Linked DNA regions of Homo sapiens: region 2 is linked to region 1. Evidence: chromatin loops called from intact Hi-C (ENCODE). Cell type or tissue: gastrocnemius medialis. All regions are shown on one strand. Each heading gives the region's core, and the rest is flanking DNA. Links, peaks and the distances in the headings are about the cores only.

Evidence for each region. A loop is a pair of places that touch in the nucleus more often than their neighbours do. Peaks named below come from ENCODE experiments on the same cell type or tissue, not always from the same donor. Only the 100,000 strongest peaks of a DNase experiment are listed, where the experiment ranks them.
Region 2: a loop joins it to region 1, with 1.9 times the contacts of the local background. A loop is called at or near these places in 1 of 110 quality-filtered maps.

Annotation. Positions count from the first base shown.
Region 1 is chr3:152,254,328-152,263,142 of GRCh38, reverse strand. MBNL1-AS1 (MBNL1 antisense RNA 1) reads left to right here. Exons shown (of 2, transcript NR_027038.1): 2 at 1-527. It also overlaps a transcript of MBNL1 not described here. Among named protein-coding and RNA genes, the nearest start is that of MBNL1, 10 kb to the left of the region's middle. RefSeq lists an enhancer at 1,345-2,034. In gastrocnemius medialis, for the core only: no CTCF peak of the experiment used is centred there; a DNase peak (open chromatin) is centred at 4,582; H3K4me3 peaks cover 448 bases; H3K27ac peaks cover 4,084 bases.
Region 2 is chr3:152,551,301-152,559,646 of GRCh38, reverse strand. No RefSeq gene overlaps it. Among named protein-coding and RNA genes, the nearest start is that of P2RY1, 280 kb to the left of the region's middle. In gastrocnemius medialis, for the core only: no CTCF peak of the experiment used is centred there; DNase peaks (open chromatin) are centred at 4,109 and 4,396; H3K27ac peaks cover 3,538 bases.

The DNA of each region.
Region 1 (8,815 bases), core at 95-8,094:
AATCTTCATTTTTCATGAGGTAATGGAAGCTGGAGAGTTGGCCCTTGACCAAAGCCTTGCAGCTAACAAGAGGACAAGCCTCCTGCCCCACAGTGTTTCACAGCCAGTACCCCAAGCTCCTGAATTCATCTGTCTAATGTGTAATATATTTATAAACACTCTACCTGGGATGTATGCGTACCTTCTACTATGGACTGTTGTTAAAGACAAGTAAATATGCAATCGTGGTCTTTCAATAAACTAAACGGATATAAAAATAAATATAGAATACAGCCAGAAGATCAAAATTGACATATTATCTATTTATGCTTATAATATGTAATTACATGTAATATTGTAAAACACTTTCTACCATTTCATAAAATTCTGTGTTGTTATTTAGCCCAGAATTCCCTTGCAATCTTTTAAAAATAGTATCTAATAGGGCTTTTAATATAAATGTCGTAGTGAAACTGTTTTATGTACTGTAACCCAAACATTTCTACGTAGTAACACTGTTCCATATAGAAAACAAATATGAAAAAATATGGCCATTGTCTTATTTATTTCTAAAGGTAAACCAATCTTTGACAATGCCAATAGCAGTGTCAATGTTCCTAAATGTTGGCTGTATCTATCTACTTACTCATTGTATTCTTGAGGTTCCTTTCCTTTGGTTTCTATGATATTCCACATCCCTCTCTTTTCATTCCATTGTGTGAGTTCTCTCTGTGGATCTTTTGTTAGCTCCTCTTATTCCTTCTTGCCTATCTGAGTTTCCTGAAATTACCTTCAAATCATGTCTCGAAAGATGTTCTAAAGAGACCTTTGAATAAGAACAACATTTGTCCCATTAATAAATGGTGGGAGTTTCATATATCTGTTTCTTTTTCTCTTCTTTCCTCTTTGCCTTGTCCAAAAGAGTGGGAACTGAGCAGTACAGTCATAAATTAATTTTAATATATTAACTTAGGCATCAGTACACTGGCTATTGTTCCTTAATACATTTAACACATAGTCATTGACTGCTGATTATGTGCCAAGGGCTGTGCTTGGCACTGGGGATAAAGAAGTTATTAAGTCTTTTGCAAGGTGTTCATAGTCTAGCGGTTGGGGACAGACGTGAGGGAAAAATCACAGTTGGAAAAGAGCGTAGCAAATGAAACCATTCAGTTAAATTCAACAAACCCTGCGTGCTTACCATGTGCCAAGCAGATGGCAAGGAGGATAGGACTGGGCAAGGCCTTGCTCCTCACGGACTCCCAAGCAGCTGGCAAATGGTAAAACTACCTGATACTTGTTAAGAGCTTCATGGCAGAAAGAAAGTCAGAAAAAAAGTCATGAAAGGCTATTGGACAGACAAGAGGCTTGATCAGAAAAACACTTTTAACAAATATTGTCCTAGCAACATGAGGAGAAAGTTTGTTGTTCAGATTTTTCATGCTGTCATTATGGAAAGCTTACTACATGTCAGGTTTCTTTCCTAGAGGCTGAGGCTTCCTTGGCTTGCCTCAGTGAATCCCAAACTGGCCTTGCAACTCTCTCTCTTTGCCTCCCCTAGGCTTTCGGTAACAAATCCTCAACTAGGTGATAGGAGATTATCTGATTAAAGTCATTCACACTAAGGCGAGAATGAGGCTTAATCCCTCAAGAGCGTTTGCTTTAACAAAGGATAGCTTGTTAACCCTAATGAACTGCTCATTGGAAGAACTCTGCAGAAGGATCCCTCCTCCTCACCTTCCCAGACTTGCCAACCCCATGTCCTTCCTTTTTATTTGTCTTTCATGAAGCAAAGGAGTAATGAAAGTGTTAAGGACTCTAAGGTCACACATTATCTCCTTGAACTTAAAACAAGAGGTATGTGAGGTAATTATGACCCCATGCTCATAATGAGGAGACTGAAACTAGGGCGGTGGTTCTTAACCCTGACTACATTTTGGATAGGCCGGCTGCAACTCAGACAAATTAAATCAAAATTTCTGGGAGGGGCATCCAAGCGTCTGTATCTTTTTTAAGCCCCTTAGATGATTTCAAAGCGCAGCCAAGGTTGCCAGCTTCTTGCCTAAACTCTGCAAGAAGCTAGAGTTTAGGAAATGGAAATTAACCAGAATAGGTAGCAATCCATTGACCTGTTCCATTTTTTCCTTTGGCAAGTAAAGTTTATTTGGCTCAATAGAAACAGAATTATCTGCAGGAAACTCGATCTCATATAGAATTAGATTTGGGTAGGCTGGTGCCCATATGCATCTAGAAATGAGGGAGTTAGGACTAGCTGTGGATAGCTAAACTGGTGGTGCAAGGTGGTACATTTTGTCATGCACATGCTTGGAAGTGGTGCTTCTTAGGCAACCAAAATATGTTTCACTTTATGCCGGGTAAGCATTAGTGGTCCATAGGATTAAAAACAGATAAGACAAAGAGTTAAGATCACACAAAGGAGAATCCTACATATTCTAAAATGCTTAGTTTGCTGTTTGTTTAAAATTCTATACCCTGTCTCTTGCTAAGAAATTGTGATTATAAGCACCCCCTTGAGAGTGACATCAGAGCCTCTGAGAGATAAAGTGTGTCCTTGGCCACTTCCTTTTGAAGATATACATATCTTCACCAGTTACATACTCATACATGTAATTATGTGTATTCAACAAAAGCTATTCTGTACATTCAATATATTTTATAAATTCGTTCAATAAATTAACATAGTTAAATTATAAACACAAACAAGTTAGCAGAACATACCTCACTTGAAACTCATTTGAAGATAATGCTAGACATCTTAGTTTATGGCCTTCGTGAATGTGCCGTCAGTCCAGTTGACCCTCCTGGCCCCACCTGGATGGATCTGAATGCCCATGTTTCTGCAATGGGCTTAGCAATGAGTAACTGCTGACAGGGCCTGATTCCATCGAGCCCTCCCAGTAATGAATGTGTTTTTAGACAATGTGGAGCATTCTTTTCCTTTTTCAAACTTTTCTGGCCATAGGTCACCAGCTCACCAGTTACTGCTGCATTTTCATTCTAAACCTTATTGCTATCAACTTTCCTATCCAGTCTACAATAGTCACTGAGCACCTGGCATAATTCCAGTCTTTCCTAGAGTCTGAGGCTACATGGTAAGAAAAACTAGACCTGAAGCCTCTTGAAATATGCAGTATAACAAGGACAATGAATATGAAATGGTAAATAATTATGATCAACTAAGTAAATAATATAAATGTGCAAAATTTAGTGAATGAGAAAAATGAGAGTGTGTATCTGGTGAATCTAAACAGATAAACAATTATAATTATTTTATTGCTCTCTCCCTTTTTTATTGAATTCAAATGTCTCACATTATAGTTGAAAGTCTTCACAGTATTTGTACTACATGTGCACATTGAATTCTTCTTCATTTGTAAGGACAGAATTCTATTACTAGTTGCATGAAATAGTGACTATTTGTGTTAAGTGGCAAGGTGTCCATCACATAGCCTCTAAAGGCAGGGTCGGAAGAAATCTCTGACTGATCATTAGTACTATGCTCTTGCTGTTGCAGTCTTTGGTGTTACTGTCATTCACTTCCTGGGCTTAATCTTTTAAGGGTATGATATCTACAGACAAAGCTAGCCAGCTTATCTTTGATAACTTCAAGAAGTACAGCATGTCGGCTTTTGGATTAATATTTGAAAATAAAATAAAAATTTAATTTTATTATCACTTGTTTTGTCAAAAATCAAAGGCTCTTTTAAAATCTTTTTTGGCTGGATGTAAAATGATTTTTTTCTGTTTCTGGATATAAGGTAACCTGTGCTTATTTTGAATGATGTATCAAGTGCCTTTAATAGAAGTTTAACGATTCTGTTCAAGTTACTACTATAAAGATGTTTATGCATAGTTATTCTAGACTAGCAAAAGAGCAGTAATCTATAACTCCCACCCACATACTTACTCCCATGCACAGTGTTTCTTCCTTCTACAGCTTTAAGACTCCCACGCTTCTGCAAAAGCACTTTCCTACTTGTCATTTAGTCTTTACAATTAAGTAAAGAAAAAGTTAATTGTATAAAAGAAGCTGGTTTCTTGGACCTCTCTCTTTATGGAGTTGTACTCTCTAAAGATAGCCTAAATTATAGACTTAGCCAGGACAGTTTTTCCCCTTCGGAGACCTTTGAAGTTTGTTTATTCTTACAAAGCTCTGGAAGGCTCGTCTGAAAGAAGCTGTAAATAATTTGCCAAGGTCCCTAAATACCAAGAAGCCCACGTGGACACTAGAAGGTGTCAACTTTTCTTGATTACTCTTGAACTTGTGGGAAAGGGAATGTTTGGCACCAATATCAGATTCATAGAAGGCAGCCAAAATTAATTGTTAGAAAGAAGGTATGCTTAGACGATATGTGGCATAACTTTGGGCATTTTCCTTCCCATGATGAAAGAAGCAGCCGATGAAGTAAATCTGTTTTGTTTATGACTAGATTACTCAGTGACTAAAAGGAAAACACTGTCTACTTTGGGGTTATTGGCAACAGATATATACATACCAAGTATGACACATGGGCTAGTTTCCACTGGCAGTAGTTATTGATGTTGCAACCTTGGTCTTTGCTGCAACCTTGCCCTGCTGCCTTTGTTGTTGGCTGCTCTTGGCAACAGGGCATACCCACCTCCCCCTGACAACCAACTTGGTGCAATGGCCTGCACATGACCCACACACTTTTTAGAAGAATCAGGGCAGGAAAAGATTAAGTGTAATTTCCCATGGCCTTGGCTATTAGACATAAAGACAGGCTTTAGAATCTGTTATTAGGCATAAGATTTTGGACAATTTTTTCCTAGTCTCAGGTTCCTGCAAACTTAAAATGTCTACCTTGTGGAATTATGATAATAAATGACTTCATGAGAATTATCCTAACATTGATCAGGCCTTTGATAAATTACAGCTATTTTCATTATTTAAAATAGTAATTAGAAATTTTAAAATACAGAATATGTTTTTTAAAAAATAAGCTCTTGTTAAGCTTCAAGTCTCTTCAAAATATGAGGATTCAAATCAAATTACAAATTTTAAGAAATATATAGCTATTTTCTACAAGATGGTATAGGTATACAGAGATACCTTTACAGTTTTTATATTAGGTAGGATGTAATTAAAAAGGAGCCCAAGATGTTTCCTGAAATGATTAACAGGAACTTTAGAAACATAACTATTGATTGGTCAGTGCACAGGTTTCTTTGGTCGAACTTTTCTCACCCACTTTACAAGCAAAAACATGAGAAAGACAAGTCAAATGAAGCCAAGCAAATGGTATCTACCACATTAACGAAGAGTATAAGATGCACAGTTGCATGAAAACCACTTCCTTTAGCACTATATTTCAAAAATTTTTTTTTACTCCGCCAGAGCTGTCGCCACAGGAAGGAAAATTTAGTTGTCTTCTTGCTTATTTAAGGAACACAAGTCAAGAGATTATTCCAGGCATTACTTCGTGTTTTTAAGCTCTTACTCCTACCTCCCTGAAAAATGTGTCTCCTGACTTCATCAGAACAAACACACTCAGAATTTTAAGAGGAGAAAATAATGATTATGTGTTGCTAAGTACTATTTTAGTAACAAATGCTTGGGCCACTAAAATTATGACATCACCCACAGAAAGAATAACATTTACACTTTTGAGAGATTTTTTTTTTTTCCTAACATGATGGGTCACCAATGAGAGGAGGAAAGCCAAATAAAGGCACAAGGAGAGGCCTCTTGGCTCTGGAGAAGGCATCCTTAGCATCCTCTTCTGAAGGGTGATCATAAGCCCCAAGTTAATTAAATAGGCCCAATGTCTGCCTGCTCTTTCTGTATTCCCTTCCTGAATCTAGTTCATGTCAACAAATGTGTACTATTATTGTAGAAAATCGAATGCTCTCATACTTTTAATAGGTTTGCTTCTTGGTTAATATGCCCAGGTCAGGAAGTGGCTTATATTTCAGGAGTGCTCTCTAATACTTATTGCAGATATTCAAGCATTTATTCTCTCACACACACGCACTTAAAAACCGCACACTACCTCACACTCTGCAATAATCCGATAGTATGGTGGTCATCATACCCACATATATACATGATAAGATAGAATGCATTGCTTAAATAGCACATAAGTCATCTATAATCCTCCACACCCTGTAATACCAGTAGCACAATGGTTTTCTATTTGGAGGTTGCCAGGAGCACTCAAAAGTAAGCTTCTGGCTCCTACAACAACACATCCAACTGCCTTGGGGACAACATGATTGTCATCCTTCTAGTACACACTCAGTCCAAGGCCAGGTAATGTTTTTTATGGGCGGCTTTTAACCTGAACCAGAAATAGAAGAATCTATACTTGTTGTTATTAACTTCTTAAGTATGAGGGAAGGCCATTTTTTCCATCATTCCTAACAAATAAATATTGAGCTTGTTTACTCAATTTAAAAAGAGTCTTTTCAGTAAGCTATTCTGTATTCTTTCTCCAAATCACAGCCCTCAACCTCCTACCCCTTAAAGGAAGCAGTGTCCAACTAACAGAGATTTAAAATGTAGTGATATGATTCATTTAGATCTCTTAGGATAATAAAAATAAATCATAGGGAATATAATTACCATGGAAAATGGCAGAGTAATTTACGTCTACTTTTAAGGGGAGCGGGTTGATGTTGCCAGGGATTGCTATCCCTAATCCCAATAGCTACTGGGATTTGGGAACAATAAACAAGGAAACATCTGTGGTCTCTGGAGGCTAAAATATAGTTGTTTCTGTAGTCTTTTCTGCTTCATCCATGCAGAAACTAGGTTGCATGATGACACCATTATCAGAAATCAGTGTACATATCTTCAAATGGCCAAGATTAGAGTCAATTATTCCATGACAATTTTTGCTGAAAACATTGAGTTTACAAATTTAAATAATACCTGAGCCCCTTTCACTTTTATCCAGGTAAACTTGGCTTATCTAAAATTCACCTAAATGTAATAATTTATCTCCTATGAAACTTTTACCTATGTAGTAATTCCTGTTTCTCTTCATACAACAGTTTTTCCAAGACTGTGTTAGCCAGAGATAATGGTCATTCATTGCATTCCCATCCCCAATTAAGACACGTGCACGTCCTTGCAAATGTTTGCTCATATGTGCAACTCCATTCCTTGGTCTGCAGTCTATGTGACTTGGCCCTTTCTCAACTCCAGCTCCTGAGCTTCATCTCCCACCATCCTTTGAGACCCAGGCTCTTTTCTACTTCTCAGATATGCCAAGCTCATTCTGGCCCTTGCGCTGGTCAATCACTCTTCCTGAACTACTCTTCCTGGAGTCGTCTGCATGGTGCTCTCAATCCTCTCACTGTTCAGGTCTTAGCTTAAATATTACCTTTTCAAATAGGCCATCTCAGGAGACCACCTACGTAAAGATGATTTTCCCATCTTCTCTTTATCCTTTTACTATGCTGGATTTTCTTCTGGTCACTATCACTATCTAGAAGTCCTTTAAAATTTTATTTCTTTACTAGTTTACTCCATTCTTTCCCCACTAGACTGAAGGCTGCTTGAGGGTAGAAACTTGATCTTGTCCGTAACTATTTCCCCAGCACCTAAAATAGTGCCCAAAGTATACTGCTTGATATATGACTTCATGAATAAACTCACTTTAAAATGAAAACAGAGCTTCTTGCAAGAGTTAAAAATCCTCTCATCACATAACCCACTTCCTGAGAAGAACCATAAAGTCAGAGCCACCAAATATCTCCTGTGGTAGCACTATAGGAGATAATGCTCAATATTAAAAAGGCTCAATATTTTAAGTTAAGGCTCAATATTAAATTAATGTAATATTAGAATATTTTTATTTCTTTGAAAATTTTCTGGACTCTTCTGAAAATTTATTATCACAACTTTTCTCCACCTAATGAAACAATTTCAATAGTTCAGCTTTAAACCAGCTACCTCCAGGGAGCCTTGTAACCATCAATACACCTGGAAGTACAGTTCTAAATTATTTTGATCTTTCATGTGGCACCTTCTATTTTTTATGCTGTGTCTTAAAATCTATTTCTTTTAATATTTACTCCACCAAATTGTAAGATTTCTGGCTTAGGACTGCATCATAATAATCTATAAATTCTTAACTGTATCTAAACCACAGATTTACCTACTTTGCTTCTCAGAAATTAAGTGGTATAGGCCATATATAAATATGATGCAGATCCAGTTTAGAGATAGACACACCAGGATCAATTGTGTGACCTTTATTAAGCTACCTACCTCTCTGAACTTCTATATTTTTCCTTAAATCTGTAAAGTGGAAATAATAGTACTTATTTCATAGGACTGATGAGGGCATTAAATTCGTTAATCATGTGAAGCACCTGACATGATGATACAAAAAAAGTTTAACACGAAATAGCAGAGCTATTATTGTTACTAACTTTGCAATTATCATCATTATCATTGGTTTTATTATTATTTAGGGCCTTATAATCTCAAAAACTTAGTTATATGTTAATACATATAACTAACCTTGATATTTTGGATGTACAAGAAAAAGAATTTTCCTAGAGTAGTTTTATAATCCATTTCAAGATCAAAAATAGAACAAGGAAGTAATTACAAAAAAATATTGAAAATAAGCATAGATGTGAGGCCAGCATAGGCAGATGGCTAATCAGGAAAGGATTCTGGAGGGAGATTACTCTTCCATGTAGTTGAGGAAAACAATGAACCCTAACTGTCAAGGAAGAGTGGGTGCATGCTTTTCTTGGGGGTGAGGGCAAGGCAGGACAAGGGCAGAGGCAATGGGGCAAGAAATGCAGAGGTGTTGCACCCCAGGATTCTAAAAAGTTA
Region 2 (8,346 bases), core at 347-8,346, 300 kb before region 1:
GAATTCAAGCACAGTGCCAGCAGGCCAGTGCTGCTGGGGGACCCGGCACACCCTCCGCAGCTGCTGGCCCAGATGCTAAGCCCCTCACTATCCAGGGCCGGTGGTGCTGGCTGGCTGCTCCCAGTGTGGGCCCGCCGAGCCCACACCCACCTGGAACTTGTGCTGGCCCGCAATTGCCACGCGCAGCCCCAGTTCCCGCCCGCACCTCTCCCTCCACACCTCCACGCAAGCTGAGGGAGTCAGCTCCGGCCTTGGCCACCCCACAGTGCAGTGGCAGACTGAAGGGCTCCCCGAGCATGGCCAGAGTGGACGCCAAGGCCGAGGAGGCGCTGAGAGCGAGCTAGGGCCGCCAGCATGTTGTCACCTCTCACCAGGAGGTGGAGCTTGTGGTGAGCCAAGATCATGCCACTGCACTCCAGCCTGGGTGACAGAGCGACACTCTGTCTCAAAAAAAAAAAAAATAATAATTAGACCTCAATAAAACTGCTAAAAAATGTATGGCAACTATCTGTTTAGATTCTCCATGGAATAGAATCCCTTCCTCTATAACAAAGTTCACAGCATAGTACCCAGCTCATTAGATGGCTTGAATATTAAAGAAATGCAGAGAATACCTGATAGGTGGGGTGCTGGAAGTCATGTTGTGCTCACCGAGGAATTGTTTGCAGTGTTTGACAAGTCATTGGACATAGCAAGTGTAAATCTCAGTCCACAAATTCTTGTGTGCAAAAATTATCACAGCCTTTTCTCCATAACCCAAATCAATGTCTGTGTTCAACCTTCATCCCGCGTGGCTGGTGAAACAATTATCTTTAGAGCTAATTGTGTATTAGAATTCCTACTTCTTGCTCACCCCTAGAGTTAGGCCACGGGGCCAAAACATTGGCAATGAAGGTGTCTTCTGGTCCTTGGTCATCAGTTTGCAAGTTACTATGGCCCCTATCTGCATGACTCCATCAGGCCAACCCTTTCAAAGCCCTCTGCTGCTTCTGTGCCACCCTCAGAAGAATCTTTGCTGAAGTGGCCTGTGGTCCTGTCTTGACTAAAGGTTGCAAATCATTGGCATAAAAATCTACATCTGGCCTGCAGATGTGTTTTGTTTGGCTCACTCTATGTTTTAAAATCATTTAAGCCAACTCTTAAAAGTCAGGAGAGTTCACTAAAAATATCAACATTTCTGCCTTCTCTTGAAAATAAGAATATCTAGCAATAATGGACCACCTCTTCATGTGTCAACAACCACAAAAGCTGAGAAGTGGGTGCCTGTTTACCTCTCTTGTTTGCTACAGACCCATCCAACCTCATTATCTCCCCAAAGCTGAGGCAGGGAGCCAGTTGATATTGACATTGTTATAATCATTGCAAGATTTTTTTTTTAACACCAGGCCCTTTTCAACTGTTTATATTACCTGACTTTAATTTACCATAGTAGGTGTTTGAGATTCCTGGTGCAGGTATACCATGCAGCCACTCTTTTTACTGCCTCCCCAGGGTCACCCAGTATATTGGATGCTATGGACTAAATGTTTGTGTCTCACAGAAATTCATATGTTGACATTCTAACCCTGAATTTGATGGTATTAGGAAGTAGGGCTTCTGGGAGGTAATTAAGTCATGAAAATGGAGACCTCATAATGGGATTGGTACCCTTATAAGAAGAGACATGAGAGAGTTGCTCTCTCTCTTCTCTGCCATGTGAGGACACAATGAGAAGATGGCCATCTGCAAATCAGGAAGGGGCCCTCACTAGACAGTGTATATGCTGACACCTTTATCCTCAGCTTCCCAGCCTTCAGATGTGAGAAATCAGTATGTATTGTCTAAGCCACCCAGTCTATGGTAATTTTGTATAGCAGCCTGAACTGACTGAATCACTGGACATAGTCCTTTCTGCTTCCCTCTCCCCGACAGTGGTTATCTCTTGCTAGTCTATGAAAGATCCTTCTCCCTCCTTTTTCTTCTTTTTAACTAAGCCATTTTACTTTCATTAGAAACGTTTTTTAATCCCTAAGGTTTAACATTTTGAAAACCAAAAGCAGGAAATGACTTTTTCTCAGATAGCATGGCCTTTTGCCCTTCCACAGACCTCACTTGAGAATGAAAGCAGATTCAGAAAATCTGAGAGAAAATATTATAGAGAGAGACAACATTGGTTAATTTCTCAAAATATTTGGCCACAAGAGTGAGTTTGTTTTCAGGTATCTAATTATAGGACCTATCAGTTGACACAAATAACCCCTCATAAGCTATCACTACCACATTACATCTTTCATCTGGAGCCAAAAAACAATCTGTTCAGCAGTTAATATTCCTTGTACCTGTAATAATAAGTTTGCTGGGCTGTTAATGCTGGTAGAATGTGTAGTTATATAACTAAATGTCAAGGTCTCCCTGAAATAGGGAGGGGGTGCTTCAAGTCAAACCCTAGTGAGTAACTTGCTCATACTACCAAAGGAAGCTGAGTCACTGGGTAACACTTCCTATCTTGAGTATGTGTCTGAGAGAGCAGATCTAGCTGGCAGGATAGAACTCTGAAGAGGCCAAGAATCCAGGCAGGGAAAGGGCTGTGCCCAGTGAACTCTCAGGTTAAAGAGGACTTCAGGAGGCCAACAAAAAATACTTCATTCCTGGGGTTCACAATAAAATAATAGGCAGAGCATTTAGCCAAGCACACTGTAGAGGAACAGAGGACTCTAGAGACTGCACTTGGAGTGAACTTTGAGCATTTACAGATGGGAAGGCTGAGGGCTCTGTAAATAGTCATAAAGGCCCAGAAACAAAGAAGCTGCATCCCAGTACAGAATGTCATCAGGTCACAGAAAGGAATCTGCTGGGCTGAGAGTAAAAACAAGAATTTCAGGCCAGAGTGGAGATAGTCACTTAGCTCCTAGCTAGGCTTAGTAGGGGGGACCTTAATACTGGAAATTGTTATCTAGAACTCTAACTAAATGACGTTAATAGCTCTTACTCCAGCATTTGGCTTCCATGATTCTCCCTAAGTCCTTTGGTAAATTTCACTAATTTACATAAATAAATAAATAAATAAATAAATAAATACTTCCTCCCAGATACCTAGAGTGAGACTTCTACTCTACTTGACTTTATCAATGAACATCCTAACCTTCTTTTGAATCCTACCTCAGCAGAGTCCAGTTCTGTTTGCCCATGCCACAAGTAACATATGTTGCTCAAGGGGTCAGAGTGCAAATCTTCACTAAGTCTTTAGTCAAATCACTGTTCTTCCGACTGGCTTCCTTACTAGTAAACCCTGGGCGATAACCAGAAATCACTCAAAATATTAATTATTCAATTATCAGGCTCTGGCTAATAAGTACCATTCTCGTGTGAATTCAATTGACACAGAAGCAAGCAAGATTTTAAAACAATTTACAGTGCCTGGGAGAGAAAAGAAATTGTGTCAAAGACAAAATAGTGGGAAACTAATAGCAAGAAAGCCATTACATGCCTTCAAGACTGATACTCCCATGGGAACGTCAGGTTTAGCAAATTTATGGGTTGTTAAAATATTGCAGTAATTCTGTACTGGCTGATAATAGTCTAAGAGCAATGGTATTAAAAAGCAGTAGAAATTAATAAATCAACCGATCAATACCAATTATAACAGCATGCCCATTGTAATTCCAAGACATTTTCCCCTTTGGGTACTGAAGCTGAGATTGAAGATAGTGGCCAGATATAAATCTCCCGTTGATTATTTGAAAAGATAATGGGGGTGCATGGCACAGCATACTAAGGAAGACCTATTTGTTCAACCCTTGAAGAGATGCCTCACTGCCCAAGGAGTGACACACATGTTTTCAGGTTTAGTTATTAACTGAGGACATAAACAGTTGCTTGTGTGGCATGTATTCCCTAACAGCGTTTTAGCCTTCCTTCACGTGGGTTTGGGGAGCTCAGTTTATCAGACAGTTTACCCCCGGTGGAACACATAAATCTCTAGATAGGGGGAAGTCTGTAGGTATGCATATCCTGAAGACTCCCATTGACATCTAGATTAGTAGACTCTTCAGCAAGCAACCTATCCTCACGAATGGTCCCTGGCCACAGGAACGTCACATGAGACTGTCCATCCTCTTTGGGTCAGCCTGCTCTGAGTCTGAGCCTCAGCGGATGCCCTGACTGAGCCCTTGTCTATCCTAGTCCATCTTTTATACTTTATATTTCTTTCTTTTCTCCCTTTTTTATTTTTTTCCACTTTTGACTTTGCCCCATGTATCAGCTAGACTGCAATCAGCTGGAGCCTTGCCACTCTGTAGAATGAAACAAGGTCCTGGCAAAGCATTGGCTTTGGCAATCAGGATGAGAAAAATCCAGCCCACCTCATCTCCTATTTTTATGCCACTCTGGCCTCCTCCTCTCTCTCCCTTGTCCTCTGGTTCAAATGTTCCCAGCACCAGTTCTTGGCATACAGAGAGCATCTAGATGGTACGGTAAATATCATTGTAGTTCATGGTGAAAGAGTCACCGAGAGGCCAAGAAGGCAGTGAGGAAAACAGAAAGCTGAGAAGTAGGGCAGCGTGTGAACCCACCCTCTTAGGTGCCTGGCAGGATTCCCAGTAATGAATGACTATAAATTCCATGAAGAAATCATTGGAAGAGATACAGTCAAAACAAAGCTCAGATAGAAGCTAGAGTCACATCAGAATTGAAAATTATTGGAATAATTTGATCAATGACTTTAGCTGCAACTTGTATCACTTGTTACACAGTTTTATAATTTATAGAATTTAAACCTGTGCTTTCCAATATGGTAGCTGCTAGCCAGATGTGGCTATATAAATTTAAATTATCTAAAATAAAAAATTCAATCACTCAGTTGCATGTCACGTTTCAAGTACTCAATAGACACATGTGGCTAGTAGCTACCATATTGAACTGCATGGACAGAATACTTCCAGCATTCCTGAAACTCCTGTTGAATAGTGCCAGTTTAGAGAATAAAAATGATATCCTTTTTCCTGTTTATGTTGATTTTTATTACCTTAACATGAATAGGTATTAGAAGTTTTTATTTTCTTCAAGTAATTTTAAATTAAGAAGTTAACAGCATGTTCTTACGTTCAACAAAATAAAATAATGGCAAGGTGAAGTGAGGTATACACAAGATGGGAGTTAACATTTAATACTATTATATGCTGTGATAACACTTTAGTAACTTATTTAATTCAAAAATAAATGAGATATGCATTCTTCTCCCTAGGAATTTATAGTTTAGTTGGGGACATGAGCATACATACATAGCAGTATGACATAGTGATAAAGAGCTCCAGGACTGGGAATCAGGGAGACTTGTATTCAAATATTTAGCTTTGTGATCTTTGGCAATTTACATAATCTCTCAGTATCACTTATATCACCTGTAAAACTGTTATAATAATAGTGCCCACCTCATTACTTCTTCCCCAAGAGATGATGTGCAAGTCCAGTCTTTAAAGATGGATGTAATCTGCTGCAAAGATTTGAAGGGAAGTTAATAAAGTTCATGCTGTTACAACTGATTCTAAGTTATCAATTATATTCATCATCTCCCTCCTCTACCATCCATTCTAGATTTTCTCACTTGTGGCCAGCCCTTTAAATGATTTGAGTTGTTTCCTTGTTGGGGTAAGTTGACCACTCATCCCAATTTGCAATTGAGATGTTTCTGGGATGCAAGATTCAGTTTCAAACTTTATTTTGCCTACACAAAGGGGTTTCTTGAATGCAAGACTTTCAGTGCTAAAAGCTGGCAAAGTCCAAGGCAAATTGGGGTGAATTAGTCACCCTACTGGGATCATCCAGATGTTCAACCCCAATAGGTCTGATTTCTTACTGGCCTTATTATTGTTGGGCCATATTTGGTGTTATTGCCTATGTATAGTTATCAATGGGCACAGCAGCATCAAATATGTGTGGTGAATCCTCTGGGTTCTAGACATGTTTCCTCTCTGCCCTTAAGGTTGTAGCTCATTTGTCTAAAATTGGTTTCTTATTCTGAGATAATGTTGTATGTGATATCATGTCAAAAGATCAGGGATTCTGCAATTCTTTAGATGGGAGTTCTACTGACAGCACTGTAGGCAGGCTGGGAAAACCTATAGTTAGAATATGTAACACCTCTGGCAAGAACTAATTGCTGTTCCCTCCAAGATGCAGTAGAACTTCCACCGAGCCATTTGCTGGCATTCCTGAGGAATGGTGGTGTATTAAGGGGTCAGCATTGGTCTTTGTTGCCAGTACCTACACATCAGCAGCGGCAGCTGCCAAGTCAGCCCTGGTGAGAGACAGCCTATGATCTTGAGCTCATAAATGATTTTTATTCCTACCAAAATGGATGCTCTGCTCATAGAGTGTTCATTCCTACCAAAATGGAAGCTTTATACCCACTGTATAAATATTGAGGTGATCAAGAGAGAGGCTGGCCGACATGCAGAGGATGAGTCATTCTAATCCCTTGGTTGTTGGGGATCTCCTCAAAAGCGTTATATCCTATAGTGAACATTAATGTGAGTTACCAGTATTTGCATACTTTGTACTGCCAATTTTAAAAATCCAGACTTAGATAAATAGGATTTTATTTAAGAAGATTATTGTAATAAGGAGAGGGGGACTACTGTAATACAGAGAATGTTCTCACCATAAGATCTACCATAAGACTTGTAAAGATCTTAAGGGTCGGGCACAAAATGCTTTTCTTTTATAAGGAGGAGTAAACAGAGCTAGGAAGAATGTGGTGTAGGGAAGTGGATGAGCAGCCGACTTGATGGAAAAGTTGATCCGCAAATGTTTTTCTCTGTAGTCAGCCAGTTCTTAGAAGGGGGCGTATAAAAGGTTGCTTTTGCATTTGATGCTTGTTTAATTTCAGGGACAAGTTACAATTCAGGGACCTGAGTGGGGGGTTGCTGACTAAAGTTTGGTCAAAACAAGTTAGTGAATGGGACAAACAGTTTAGCTACTCAGTTATTAAGCAAAGAAAGGGAATTTGGAAGATATGTGTCTGGCCTTGTCATAGGTAAGCAAAGGGTCTTCCGTGAGTCTTATCCAAGTCATTTGGAAAAGAGTGGTTCTTTGCTGTAAGTTGTTTACTAGAAGGCTACGTGGGAGTTTCTTAACTATCACTGTTTTCCAAGCAAACAGAGTTCAAGTAAAGTGATAGTATTGTCAGTTCCCTTTTTATGACAAATAAGAGAGTTAGCATGAAAACTCTAAAGCAAAACAGTGAATGTATACTGCCTTGCTGTATAAAGTAAACTGTGTTATTATACTTCTCTACTCAAGAAATGAAGAATGTGTTGTCAAACAATACCAGAGGCTATGCTGATCTGCTCCAGCAAAGATATTACATCTGGTAAAGCAGGTGTAATTGGGCTACATCTGATTAAATGTGTCCATTCCTTTCATAACAACCCTTTTTCTGAAAGGCCCAGAAGCAAATATGAGGGTCTTATCCACAGCTATCTTTCCCAGTTGTAAATTCTAGAAAGGTGGAAATAACCACAGGTTGAGTCTACAGACCCATTGAACCCCCAGTGAAATGGACTTGAGCCCACTTTCCATTTATTACCAGAAATCTCTAAGTCCTCACTCCAACCAGAGGACCATAACGCCAGTACCAGCCCAGACCCCTGTCCATCACTTACAAAATACACATGGTATTTTTTTTCTGGAGTGTGCCATAACCCTATAAGACCATGGAAAAAGCACAAGCTGTTATAAGCAAGAGAAATACACTGTGGTATATAAGCTGAATCTGTATATTTCAATGATTTCTTCCAAGACTCACTATGTTTCATAGGTTTACTTTATCTATCTCCGTGCTCATACCAAAATGCCTTCGTTGCCATAGCCTCATTAAAATTTTATCATCTGTTAGAGAAGTTTTCTTCTCTGGAAATGTCTTGGATATTGTTAATCTTTTGCTCTTTCATTTAAGTTACAAAATCAGCTTGTTAAGTTTGTGAAAAATCCGATTGCATTTTGAAATGAATTTGACTTCTGGAGGGCCATATTTGTGTATGGAACAGCAGCTTGGATTACGGGTTGCTACAAACTAGAGATCATCATGGGAGTGAGGAGTAAACGAAAATTGAAGACAGTATTAAGAATGCATTTCTGATAACTAATATTTTTCCCTACAATGTTTTTACTATTTTAAAATAAATGTAAATGTTCATATACACAGATGTTTGAGAAGACAAGTGATAAAGGGAAAGAATGAGAAGGAAATATAGCTTGAAAATAAAGCCTGAAGGTTGAAGGATTATATTTTGGGTTTCTTTATGTTGATCTAGGAAAATTTGAAGGTACTTATAAGGAAAGAAACAAACAGAAAGGGTGAATGTAAAA